Regions from separate parts of the Homo sapiens genome. Here region 1 is linked to region 2. The links are chromatin contacts, found by Hi-C or POLR2A ChIA-PET in ENCODE. All regions are on one chromosome and are shown on one strand. The core of a region is the stretch at or near the end of the contact, and the rest is flanking DNA. Distances in the headings are between cores, read along the strand shown. Region 1 holds the start of CARD11 (caspase recruitment domain family member 11). Region 2 holds the start of NUDT1 (nudix hydrolase 1).

Region 1 (5,722 bases), core at 204-2,703, 800 kb after region 2:
GTCCAAGCATTCCCTGGCCTTGAATTACGCTGAGTCCTGGTCACTGTTGCGCTCCTCAGGGCAGCCCTGGCCTGAGGCAGGGGTGTCATCTCTTTACAGATGCCTTGCTGGGGAGAGAACCGGAGTTTCCGCGAAAGCGCAGAAGTGGACACTTACGGAGAAATTCCTGTCCTCATATCAATTCCCGGCTCCCGGGATTTCCGGCACGCATTATGCACAGGCTGAGCGCTCAATAAATGTGGAATGAACGATCGACTATTTTTCTCCCCTTTCTGGTAGGTTGGTAACCTTATACCTTCAAGACGAGTCATAAATATTAGGAGAAAATGTTTTGAACTACAAATCAAAGGCTTTGAGAGCAGGCCAGGCAGAGAGAGGTCAGTTTGGTCCAAGACCAAGTTTGTGTGGGCAGCCCCGAAGCTCACAGCTGAGACCACTGTCCATGAACCTGGGTCCCCGTGACAGCCTCCAGCGGTGCTCAGAGCCCCCGAGGGACAGAAACACCCTCTCTGCCCCTATCTGCAGAGGGGGCTCAGCAGAAGGCCTGGTGGCCCCATCGGGCCTGGAGGGGCCTCCTGGGGGAGGTGGCTTTCAGGCCTGAGGCCGCTAGGACCTGCTCCGGGTTTCAGTCGGGAACCTGGGCCCTCTCCTGTGCCCCCGCCACCCCCTTTCTAGTACAGTCCCCGCGGGGGGCTGTCCTCTCCCATCTCCCAGCTCCACACCCACTTTTGGTGCGGCTGCCCTTCCTCCCTGAGCCAGGCCCCACCTTCCCAGGAGCCTCTGAGTCAGGCTGGGCTGTGGTCTGCAAACTTCCGGGCCTTTCAGGTGTCAGAAAAGTTTCTCTTCCTCCCTCTGGGGCAGGTGCACCAAGGGGCTGCAGCCTCCTGACCCCCGATTTTTTCCTGTCCAGTAGGAGGAGGTGGGGGCTTTGCTGGGCGGTGATACTCAGAGACGCTCAAAGAGACACGGAGGAGAGGCACACGAGGTGGAAAGTGAGGGAGAAAAAGGGTTGGAAGGGAAAAAGGGGAGAGGAGAGTGAGAGAGAGAAGGGGGGCAGGGGGACAGAGATGGAGAGGGAAGGATACCCCCAGCATCGCGGGACCAGCGGGAGCCACTCCCATCCCCCGACGCCCCCCCCGCCACCGTGTCATCTCACTGATGCCCCCCATCTCCTCCCCGTGCCCTCTTCTCTTCCCCCAACTCCCCGCCTCGTGCTCCCCCTCCGCCAGCTCCCCCATCCCCGCTGCGCCTACCTGGGGCGCTCATGCTCCGCCAGCCAGCTGCGCGGGGCGCCTCCTCCACGCAGGCCTCCGGCTTCCTCCAGGCGACCAGGCCCTCCGTCCCCCCGGGCCCGGAGCCGTCCTCCGAGGGGCGCCGCCCGCCCAGGGGCTGCAGGGCCGGGAGGGGGCTGCGGGCGGCGCGGGCAGGAGTCCGAAGGCCAGAGGAGGCAGGAGAGAAAAAAGGAGAGAAAGTATGTCATAGGCTGGGAGGGGCGGGGGAGGGAAATGCAAAACCCGACAGGAAATGAGACTAAAAAATGCGAAAGGTTAGAAAAAGATAAGGAAGAGAGGGAGGGGGCGGAGTCGGTGCTTCGGGAGGAGGGCGGCAAGGAGGTGGGGGTGGGAGTGGGGACAGGGCCGGGGGTGGGGGTGCTTGGGGACAGATCAGGGAGCCGGAGATGGGGAGACCAAGGCGAGTCTCAGGGCCCAGCCCACCTGCATCAGTCGGGGTGAGGCTGGACCAGTCTGGGCATCAGTCCCCACCCAGCCGTGACCCCCGGCAGAGTCCAGGTGGGGCCTTGGGAGGGGCTCTCTCCCTTCTAGGTTCTCCAGGGCACTGGCTCCCGAGATCTAGCTGAATTTCTGAAGAAATTCCAGAGCCTGTCACTGCAATGGGAGGGGAACGGGGTGCCCCACATCAAATCCTGCAGCCTCCTACACCCCAAGCCTCTTTCCTCCCTCAGCCCCTGTTCTGGAAGCTTCCTGGGCATGCCGGGTGGTCAGCACCCCTTCAAAGGCCTTCCTCACCCCGACAGCTTTGGGGTCCAAGACACCCACCATCAGCTTGTGCCCTCGATGTTCCGGTGAAGTATACTTGTAAGAGAAACTGTGATTTGGATGTCATCATTTTACTTTATTTTTATTTTTTGAGATGGAGTCTCGCTCTGTCACCCAGGCTGGAGTGCAGTGGCACAATCTCAGCTCACTGCAAGCTCCACCTCCTGGGTTCAAGCGATTCTCCCACCTCAGCCTCCCGAGTAGCTGGGACCACAGGCGTGCACCACCAAACTTGGCTAATTTTTGTATTTTTAGTAGAAATGGGGTTTCAACATGATGGCCAGGCTGGCCTCGAACTCCTGACCTCAAGTGATATGCCCACCTCAGCCTCCCAAAGTGCTGGGATTACAGGCATGAGCCTCTGCGCCCAGCTGGATGTCATCATTTTAATAATTTACCCCAAATGGCCATCGTCATGGGTGGGATGGTCCCAAGGGTTTACATGGATTGCAGACTCAAAAATCTGGATGAAAGAAAATGTGATACACACACACACGCCATGCAATACTACTCAGCCATAAAAAAGAACGAAATAAAGTATTTTGCAGCAACTTGGATGGAACTGGAGGCCATTATCCTAAGTGAAGTAACTCAGGAGTGGAAAACCAAATACTACATGTTCTTATTTAAAAGCGAGAGCTAAGCTATGGGTAGGCAAAGGCAGGCAGAGTGGGATCATGGACGTTGGAGACTCAGAAGGGGGAAGAATGGGAGGGGGTAGGGGATGAAAAATCACCTATTGGGTACAATGTATACTGTACAATGTGCACTATTCCAGTGACTGATGCACTAAAAGCCCAGACTTCACCACTATACGCTTCATCCACGTAACCCAAAACCGCAAGTACCCCTAAAGCTATTGAAATAAAAATCTGGATGAGCCATGCCTACCCAGAAAACCTTAGTTTCTATTCTCTTGCTGCAATTGCACTGCCTCCTGCACCGCCCGCCCCCCCGTTGCCCCAGCCTCTGCACCTCTCATTCTACTCTGCCTCAGTTTACCATTCTCCTCTCATCTATCTCCCTCTCTTTTGATCCCCTCATTATGGCTAGAGAATGTAGGCTTCTGTTTCATGTTTTAAGTGTTCTGAGAAAAGTTCCTCGAGCTGCTAGAAGGAAAGGCCTTCAATAAATTAAATTTTCAGCAAGACAATAAATAAAAAATGGGACATTGGTCCAAGCACGGAAGAATCTGAAATACCAGTGAGGAGTCTGTTTGCACTGATGCACATGTGCTAGGGATGAAGGAAGACACGAGTTTGCTTCCTGTAAAGCGTGTTCAGAAATGCAAGCAAGGGCCGTAAAGAAAGTTTCTAAAATGAACACCAAGACCCACAGCCTTCTAACACCAAGACCCACAGCCTTCTAGGCCTTGGTCCCTAAGGATACATCTCACTGCCTACCTGGGACTGGGGAAGCTGCTTGTACTCCATGAAACCTCTAAATCAGGCAGTGGCATTTTATTTATTTATTTATTTATTTGGGATGGAGTCTCACTCTGTTGCCCAGGCTGGAGTGCAGTGGCACGATCTCGGCTCACTGCAACCTCCACCTCCCGGGTTCAAGTGATCGTCCTGCCTCAGCCTCCTGAGTAGCTGGGATTACAGGCACGCACCACCACACCTGGTTAATTTTTGTATTTTTAGTAGAGATGGGGTTTTACCATGTTGGTCAGGCTGGTCTCTAACTCCTGACCTCATGATCCGCCCACCTCGGCCTCCCAAAGTGCTGGGATTACAAGTGTGAGCCCATGCGCCCGGCAAGCATTTTATTTTATTTCATTTTATTATTTTTGAAACAGGGTCTCGCTCTGCTGCCCAGGTTGGAGTACAGTGGCTTGATCAAGGCTCACTGCGGCTTTGACCTCCTTGGCTCAAGCCATCCTCCCGCCTTGGCCTCTCGAGAAGCTGGGACTACAAGTGCACGCCACCACGCCTGGCTAATTTTTTAATTTTCTGTAGAGATGAAGTCTCACTATGTTGCCCAGGCTGGTCTTGAACTCCTGACCTCAAGTGATCCTCTCGCTCAGGCCTCCCAAAGTGTCAGGATTACAGACATGAGCCACGGCATCTGGCCTGTCATTTTAAAGAAGAGCTCAGATTTCCCTCCTGCAAGATACGAAATGAGGGCAGTGCCTTAAAACAATGAAACATGTCTGTAGAGATATGTATGCAGTAAAGTACACAAATGCTGCAAAGTCCCATGAATTTTTGCAGCAACTTGGATGGAACTGGAGGCCATTATCCCAAGTGCGAGTGTAACCCACACCCGCACTTCATTCTATCAAAACATGGAACTTTATCTGCACCCCAGAAACCCCCTTGTGTCTCGTTTCAGTCACTCCGCCACCAAGGGTAGGCACATTCCTGCCTCTGACAGCATCAGTCAGTTTGCCTGTTTGTGAACTGCATGTAAACGGCAGCATGCATGCGTTCTTTCGGCAGCCTGGTCCCTTTCACTCAGCGTTATGTTTCTGACTTTTATAGATGGGACTGCATGCGGGTCTAGTTCATTAAGACAAGCCTGTTTCTCCTCCAATATCTTATTAAAAATTTTAAATGTTCAGAAAAGTTAGAAGAACCATCTAGTGAATCCGCATATACCCCACCACTTGATTCTACAACTAGCATTTTGCTATATTGGCTTTATCACAGATCTATCCATCTATCTCTCCATCAATCCTCTCGTCCTTTTTGTTTTTTTTGTTTTTTTTTTTTTTTTTGAGACAGAGTCTCACTCTGTCACCCAGGCTGGAGTACAGTGGCACGATCTCGGCTCACTGCAAGTTCCGCCTCCCGGGTTCATGCCATTCTCCTGCCTCAGCCTCCCAAGTAGCTGGGACTACAGGCGCCCGCCACCATGCCTGGCTAATTTTTTGTATTTTTAGTAGAGAGGAGGTTTCACCGTGTTAGCCAGCATGGTCTCGATCTCCTGACCTCGTGATCCACCCGCCTCGGCCTCCCAACCTCCTGTCCTTTTTTCTGGGTGTATTTCAAAGTAAGTTGCAGACATCATCAGTACACGTCACTGTTAAACACTCCATCATGCATGCCATTCACTAGAGAGGTTTGTTTAGGTGAAATTTACAAACAGATTTTAACCATATGATGCAGTGAAGCTGGGGATGGTGGCAGGTGCTTGTAGTCTCAGCTACTCCAGAGGCTGAGGTGGGAAGATTGCTTGAGCCCAAGAGTTCGAGGCTGCAGTGAGCTGTGATTGCACTACTGCACTCCAGCCTGGGGGACAGAGCAAGACCCCACCTCAAATACATACATACATACATACATACATACATAAATGATTTAAAAACTATATGATGCAATGAGTTTTGACAAATGTACATATTGTGTAAGCCAAGCCCTTATGAGGACATAGAACGGTGTGGTCCAATGTGACAGCCACTGGCCACATTTGACTGCTGAGCACTTTGACAGGAGGCTGGTGAGAATAGGAAGCGAGTTTTTAATTCTCTTCCATTATTATTATTATTATTAGAGAAGGAGTCTTACTCTGTAGCCCAGGCTGGAGTGCAGTGGTGCGATCTCGGCTCACTGCAACCTCCACCTCCCGGGTTCAAGCAATTCTCCTACCTCAGCCTCCTGAGTAGCTGGGATTATAGGCGCCTGCCACCACGCCCAGATGATTTTTGTATTTTTAGTAGAGAC
Region 2 (5,343 bases), core at 1,973-4,472:
TATATATATATATATATATATATATAATACATATATGTATGTATCATTAAGCAAAAATAGCTCCAATAGGCTGCAAATTAGCAAGAAAAGTATGGCACAACATCGCTTTTGAAAATGTGAGGGATCTATGCATGCACAAGCCTGGAAGGATGCACACCACCATGCTGGTGCTGGTACCTGCGGGCGGTCTCATGCGAGGTGATTTCCATGTTCACTGCACCTTTCTACCTTGTCTTTCATTTTGAAAATGGCAGCATCCTATTTTTATCATCACCATTGCTAAACCACCCACTCGGAAGCACACGCCTTCAAAAAAGGGCTCCACCATCCCGCATCCACTGGCAAAGGCAGCTTGCCCATGCCCACTCAGCCTCAGGGGAGCCAGAAGGTGCCAACAGCAGTGCAGAGGCCCACCTGTGCCTGCGGCGTTGACCTTCTGCACCGCCACCTGACTCCAGGCCCCAGGAGCTGCCCCACAGTCTAACACCCGAAGGCCGGGCCGCAGAATCTGGTGCCTCTCGTTCACCTCCAGGAGCTTGAAGGCGCTTCGACACCGGTAACTCTCCACCTTCGCAGCCTTCACAAATGGGTCCCTGAGATGTCGGGTCAGCCACAGGTGCTCAGCGCCTGTCCGATTCTTGCAGCGACTCCCAACAGTGTGGAACCCTTGACGCTGAAAGGAAACACACACCAGCTTCAAGTACCTGGTGGGAGAGAAGAGGAGCAGGCAGGTTGGCATCACACAGAACGGCAGGTCATGAGCTGGGAGGGCCCTCGGATCAACTCATTCATTTCTAGAGATGGGGCACCAAGGCCCAGGAGGGGAGGTGAACTGATAAGGCTACACAGATGGAAAGCAGGCATCACAGGCCAAACTGTGTCCCCGCAAAATTAATGTGTTGATGTCCTAACCCTTGGTACCTCAGAATATGGGGGTATTCGGAGACACCTGTAATTCCAGCACTTTTGGAGGCCAAGACAGGTGGATCCCCTGAGGTCAGGATTTCGAGACCAGCCTGGCCAACCGTGGCCAACATGATGAAACCCCGTCTCTACTAAAATGCAAAAATTAGCCTGGCGTGGTGGCAGATGCCTATAAACCCAGCTACTCGGGAGGCTGAAGCAGGAGAATCGCCTGAACCCAGGAGGCAGAGGTTGCAGTGAGCCGAGATTGCGCCACTGCACTCCAGCCTGGGCGACAGAGCGAGACTCTGTCTCAAACAATAACTAAATACATCAATTAATTAATTAAAGTAATATTATTTTCTCATCTGGCAAAAATGTTCATTGGGCTCTGACAGGCTGCAAGAAAACCTCATAAGGACAGATCCTTGCCTTAGTGACCTAGTTCCAGGGCTTTGACAGCTAGTACAGAGGGTCTGGCCTGTCACATTTCTTTTTTTCTTCTTTTTTTCGAGACAGGGTCTCGCTCTATAGCCCAGGCTGGAGTGCAGTGGTGAGGTCACGGTTCAACGCAGATTCGAACTCCTGGGCTCAAACAATCCTCTCACCTACATGTCTTAAATAAAATTGAACTAAACCTGTGTCAATCGTTGAAGGACAATTTCCAAGATTCTCTAGACAATTGTTACAATAAATGTAACAATTTATTCACAGCCCACAATAGCTAAGCAGGTGGAAGCTATACACACCTCCCCTTGTTTAACTCTGACAACAACCTCACCAAGGAAGTTCTATGTCCTCTTTTTCTTTTTTTAAGACGGAGTCTCACTCTGGCGCCCAGGCTGGAGTGCAGTGACAGCTCACTGCAGCCTCCGACTCCCGGGTTCAAGCAATTCTCCTGCCCCAGCCTCCCAAGTAGCTGGGATTACAGGCACACCTGCTACCATGTCCGGCTAATGTTTGTATTTTCAGTATAGATGGGTTCCACCATGTTGGCCAGGCTGGTCTCAAACTCCTGACCTCCGCTGATCTGCCCGCCTTGGCCTCCCAAAGTGCTGGGATTACAGGTGTAAGCCACTGCACCCAGGCATTTCTTTCTTCTTTTTGTTTTTTTAGAGACAGGGTTTTACTATTACCCAGGCTGGAGTGCAGTGGCATGATCACAGCTGACTGCAGCCACAGCCTCTGGGGCTCAAGTGAACCTCCCACCTCAGCCTCCTGAGTAGCTGAGACTACAGGTGTGTGCCACCACTTCCGGCTAATTTTTCTATTTTCAGTAGAGATGGGATTTCACCATGTTGGCCGAGCTGGTCTCGAACTCCTGACCTCTGGCGATCAGCCCACCTTGGCCTCCCAAAGTGCTGGGATTACAGGCGTGAACCACCTCACCCGGCCATTTTTGTTTTGCTATCATCCAGGCTGGAGTTGCAGTGGCACAATCACAGCTGATTGCTGCCATAACCTCTGGGTCTCAAGTGAACCTCCCACCTCAGCCTCCTGAGTAGCTGGGACTACAGGTGTGCACCACCATGCCTGGGCTAATTTTTTTTTTTTTTTTAATTCTTAAAAACCTTTTTTAGAGATGGCATCTCACTACATTGCCTAGGCTGGTCTCGAACTCCTAGGCTCAAACGATCCTCCTGCCTCAGACTTCCAAAGTGCTGGGATGACAGGTGTGGGCCACCAAGCCCGGTCTCTATGTCCATCTTTCTGATTTAAATAAATAAATAAAAGTTACCACCCTCATGGCTCCAAGGCCAAAGCTTCTAGCTTCTGCAACACCAAAGCGTGCTGACAAGCCAGGAGGCACTGACTGCTGACCGTGAGTCGCTGTCTTCCCCTCGCTTAAGGGGTCTCCCGGGAAAATGGCACAAGCCGGTCCCGGGGGCCAGGGCCCACTCGACAGCCCAGGAAGCGCGGGCAATGGAGCTACCCGGCCCAGAAGCGAAATCCCGCCCCGGGCTCGCCCCCGGCGCCTTGGATCTGGGCCCCGGCGCTGCGCCCCCCACCTGGACTCCGCCGCCGGCCCCGGCCTCCCCACGGCCCCGCCGGCCCTGCCCCTGGAGACCTGAGGGCGCCCTCCTCCCGGGGAACTGCGACCCGGAATCCTGGCCTCGCCCCTGTCGCGCTCGCTGAGTGCGGGGACGGTGCCCAGCGCTCGGCACCCAGCCCCGAGGCCAGGACCGAGGAAGGCGACCGGGCGGACCCCCAACCACTCCCGCTGTCTGCACGCGCAGCAGCAGCGCCCAGCTCACCCCGCCATTGGTGTTCCCCGCGCCTGCAGCGCGCCGCCGGAAGTGCCTGGCCTCACTTCCGGTCAGAGGCCACGCCCCCGGAAGCGGCGGTGCAGGTACGAAAAGCGCGCGCGGGGATTCCAGGAGTCGTGGTGACCAGGGAGGGGAGCCGGGCCAGCGGGCGGCAGGAGACTAGGGGAGCTGAGCCATGGGCTTGGGGGAGAGCGGGGCCGGGAGCTCGAAGGAGACCAGAAGAGCAGGGTCGGGGGCTCGAGGGAGACGAGGAGAGCGGGGCCGGGGGTTTGGGAGAGAGACAAGGAGAGCGGGGCGGAGGCTTGGGGGAGACCAGGAGTAAATCACAAAAATTTACTTTGGAAACCGTGGCTTCTGGCAGAAACAGATCAGTGTCGGGACAAAGTACACGGGCCTGGTGTGAAACTAAGCCACAAACCCATTTACCCTGTCTGACCTGCCTCCGCCACCAGGACCCAGTCTCAGTGAAATGGGAAAGGTTCCCTTGTCCTCCTCGAAGGGCGTGCGATGAGGATGTGGCTCACTTCTTCAGTGCCCCGCTTCTCAAGCCTCTAGGGGAACATACAGACAGGCAGGCTGAGGGGCTCCCACCCCACGGCAGTGTCTAGGGGTGAATGTTTGCAGCTCCTGAAGCCCCAGCAGGCATGTGTTAGAGGGTGCTCTTTCAGTTTAGCCTTGTAGGTGGCTTGTGTTAGTCAGCTGTTAGACTCCCTGCCTTATCGCAAGGACAGAGGGCTTTCTGTATCCCTAGGTTTCTTGCCTTGATGTACTGGAGCAATCAGATCACACGGCGGCTTGGAGAGTGAGTGCAAGGTTTTATGAGTGGAATTAGCCCTCAGCAGATGGGGGAGCCAGAAGGCAGTTGGAGTGGGAAGGTGATTTTCCCCTGGAGTCGGGCTGCTGAGCAGCCTGGGCTCTCCTCTGACCGCCCCTGCCAAACTCATGGTTCCATCAGTTGATGGCCTGCTGGTGCCTGTTGGTGTGCTTTCCACGTCCTCTTGACGTCCAGCGGCTTGTGTCTCTGCCCACTATAAAAAACCACTGGGGTTTTTTTATAGGCACAGGACGGGGACGTGGCGGGCTCGGGAAATGCAACATTTGGGCAAAAAAACAGAAATGCCTGTCCTCACCCAGGTCCCTGGGCACAGGCCTGGGTGTGGAGCCCTGGCCAGAGACCACGCCCTCCTCTACCCAGCACTTCCCTGCCCCCTTCCTTATCATCTGGTCCCTTTTCTCAGACACCACAACTTCCAAGAAGGATCACTGGTCCTGAACCCTGTGTCTTGTCCAGGTGTGGACCCCAGAAAAGTTGGTCCTGGCTGGGCGCAGTGGCTCACGCCTGTAATCTCAGCACTTTGGGAGGCTGAGGTGGGTGGATCGCTTGAGCTCAGGAGTTCGTGACCAGCCTGGGCAACGTGACAAAACCCCATCTCTACTAAAAATACAGAAATTAGCTGGGTGTGGCGGCTCATGCCTGTGGTCCCAGCTATGTGGGATGCTGAGGCAGGAGGATGGCTTCAGCCAGGGAGGCGGAGGTTACAGTGAACCGCGATCACGCCACTCTCCTCCAGCCTGGGCAACAGAGCAGGATCTTGTCTCAAAATAAATAAAGGAAAGTTGGTCCTGGCCCTCCAGCATTTCTCCAGGGTCCTTTTTTCAGCAGGGACCTGGCGGAGGCATCGCCCTCAGAGTCCTCTGGACCTGGACCTGCACACCTATGGGAGCAGGAAGGACCCTTGTGACTTCCAGTGGCCCCCCTGGGTGCCAGGTCCCACAGTAGCCACAGCAGGAGCAGAGTGGGTGGGGTATAAACTCCTATCACAGGAGGGAGGACTAGCCGGGCCTGGCTGGGTGGACCTGTGTCTACAGCCACACATTTCCTGGGAATCTGGAAGCCTGCTACAGAGAGGCCAGGTCCCACTAGACTGAAAGAAGTTCCTGTTAATCCAAAGGCCTGACCTGAGGACCACAGGATAAACTGCGTGGTTATTTTGGTGCCAATCAGGCACGGGGACTGTTGTTCCTCACTGTGTGCCTATAAGCAGGGGGTTCCTGGGGGTAGACGCAGGAGCAAGAGCACGCTCTGGAAAGGTGATGTTGTCCTCTGCACCTGAGTACTGACTTGTGGAGAAGGAAGGTAGCGCCGGCCTCTGCTCTGCTTGATCAGCCCTGC

What was found. Hi-C counts contacts between places; a loop is a spot of excess contacts on that map. ChIA-PET counts read pairs that join two places held with the same protein, here RNA polymerase II (POLR2A). Pooled maps may share reads with other maps.
Region 1: a pooled map shows a loop between it and region 2 (3-fold over the local background). The contact joins the promoter of CARD11 here to the promoter of NUDT1 in region 2. A Hi-C loop is called at or near these places in 1 of 168 maps with a recorded cell type or tissue (K562) and 4 of 50 pooled maps. POLR2A ChIA-PET finds 5 or more read pairs at or near these places in 1 of 52 experiments (WTC11).

What each region holds. Positions count from the first base shown.
Region 1 is chr7:3,042,414-3,048,135 of GRCh38, forward strand. It overlaps CARD11 (caspase recruitment domain family member 11), which reads right to left and starts at 1,454. Exons shown (of 25, transcript NM_032415.7): 1 at 1,254-1,454. RefSeq lists a silencer at 1,167-1,516 and an enhancer at 1,382-1,676.
Region 2 is chr7:2,239,004-2,244,346 of GRCh38, forward strand. NUDT1 (nudix hydrolase 1) reads left to right here and starts at 3,223. Exons shown (of 4, transcript NM_002452.4): 1 at 3,223-3,253. MRM2 (mitochondrial rRNA methyltransferase 2) reads right to left here and starts at 3,202. Exons shown (of 3, transcript NM_013393.3): 1 at 3,159-3,202; 2 at 415-704. The coding sequence starts at 3,166. RefSeq lists an enhancer at 1,735-2,586 and a silencer at 2,909-3,128.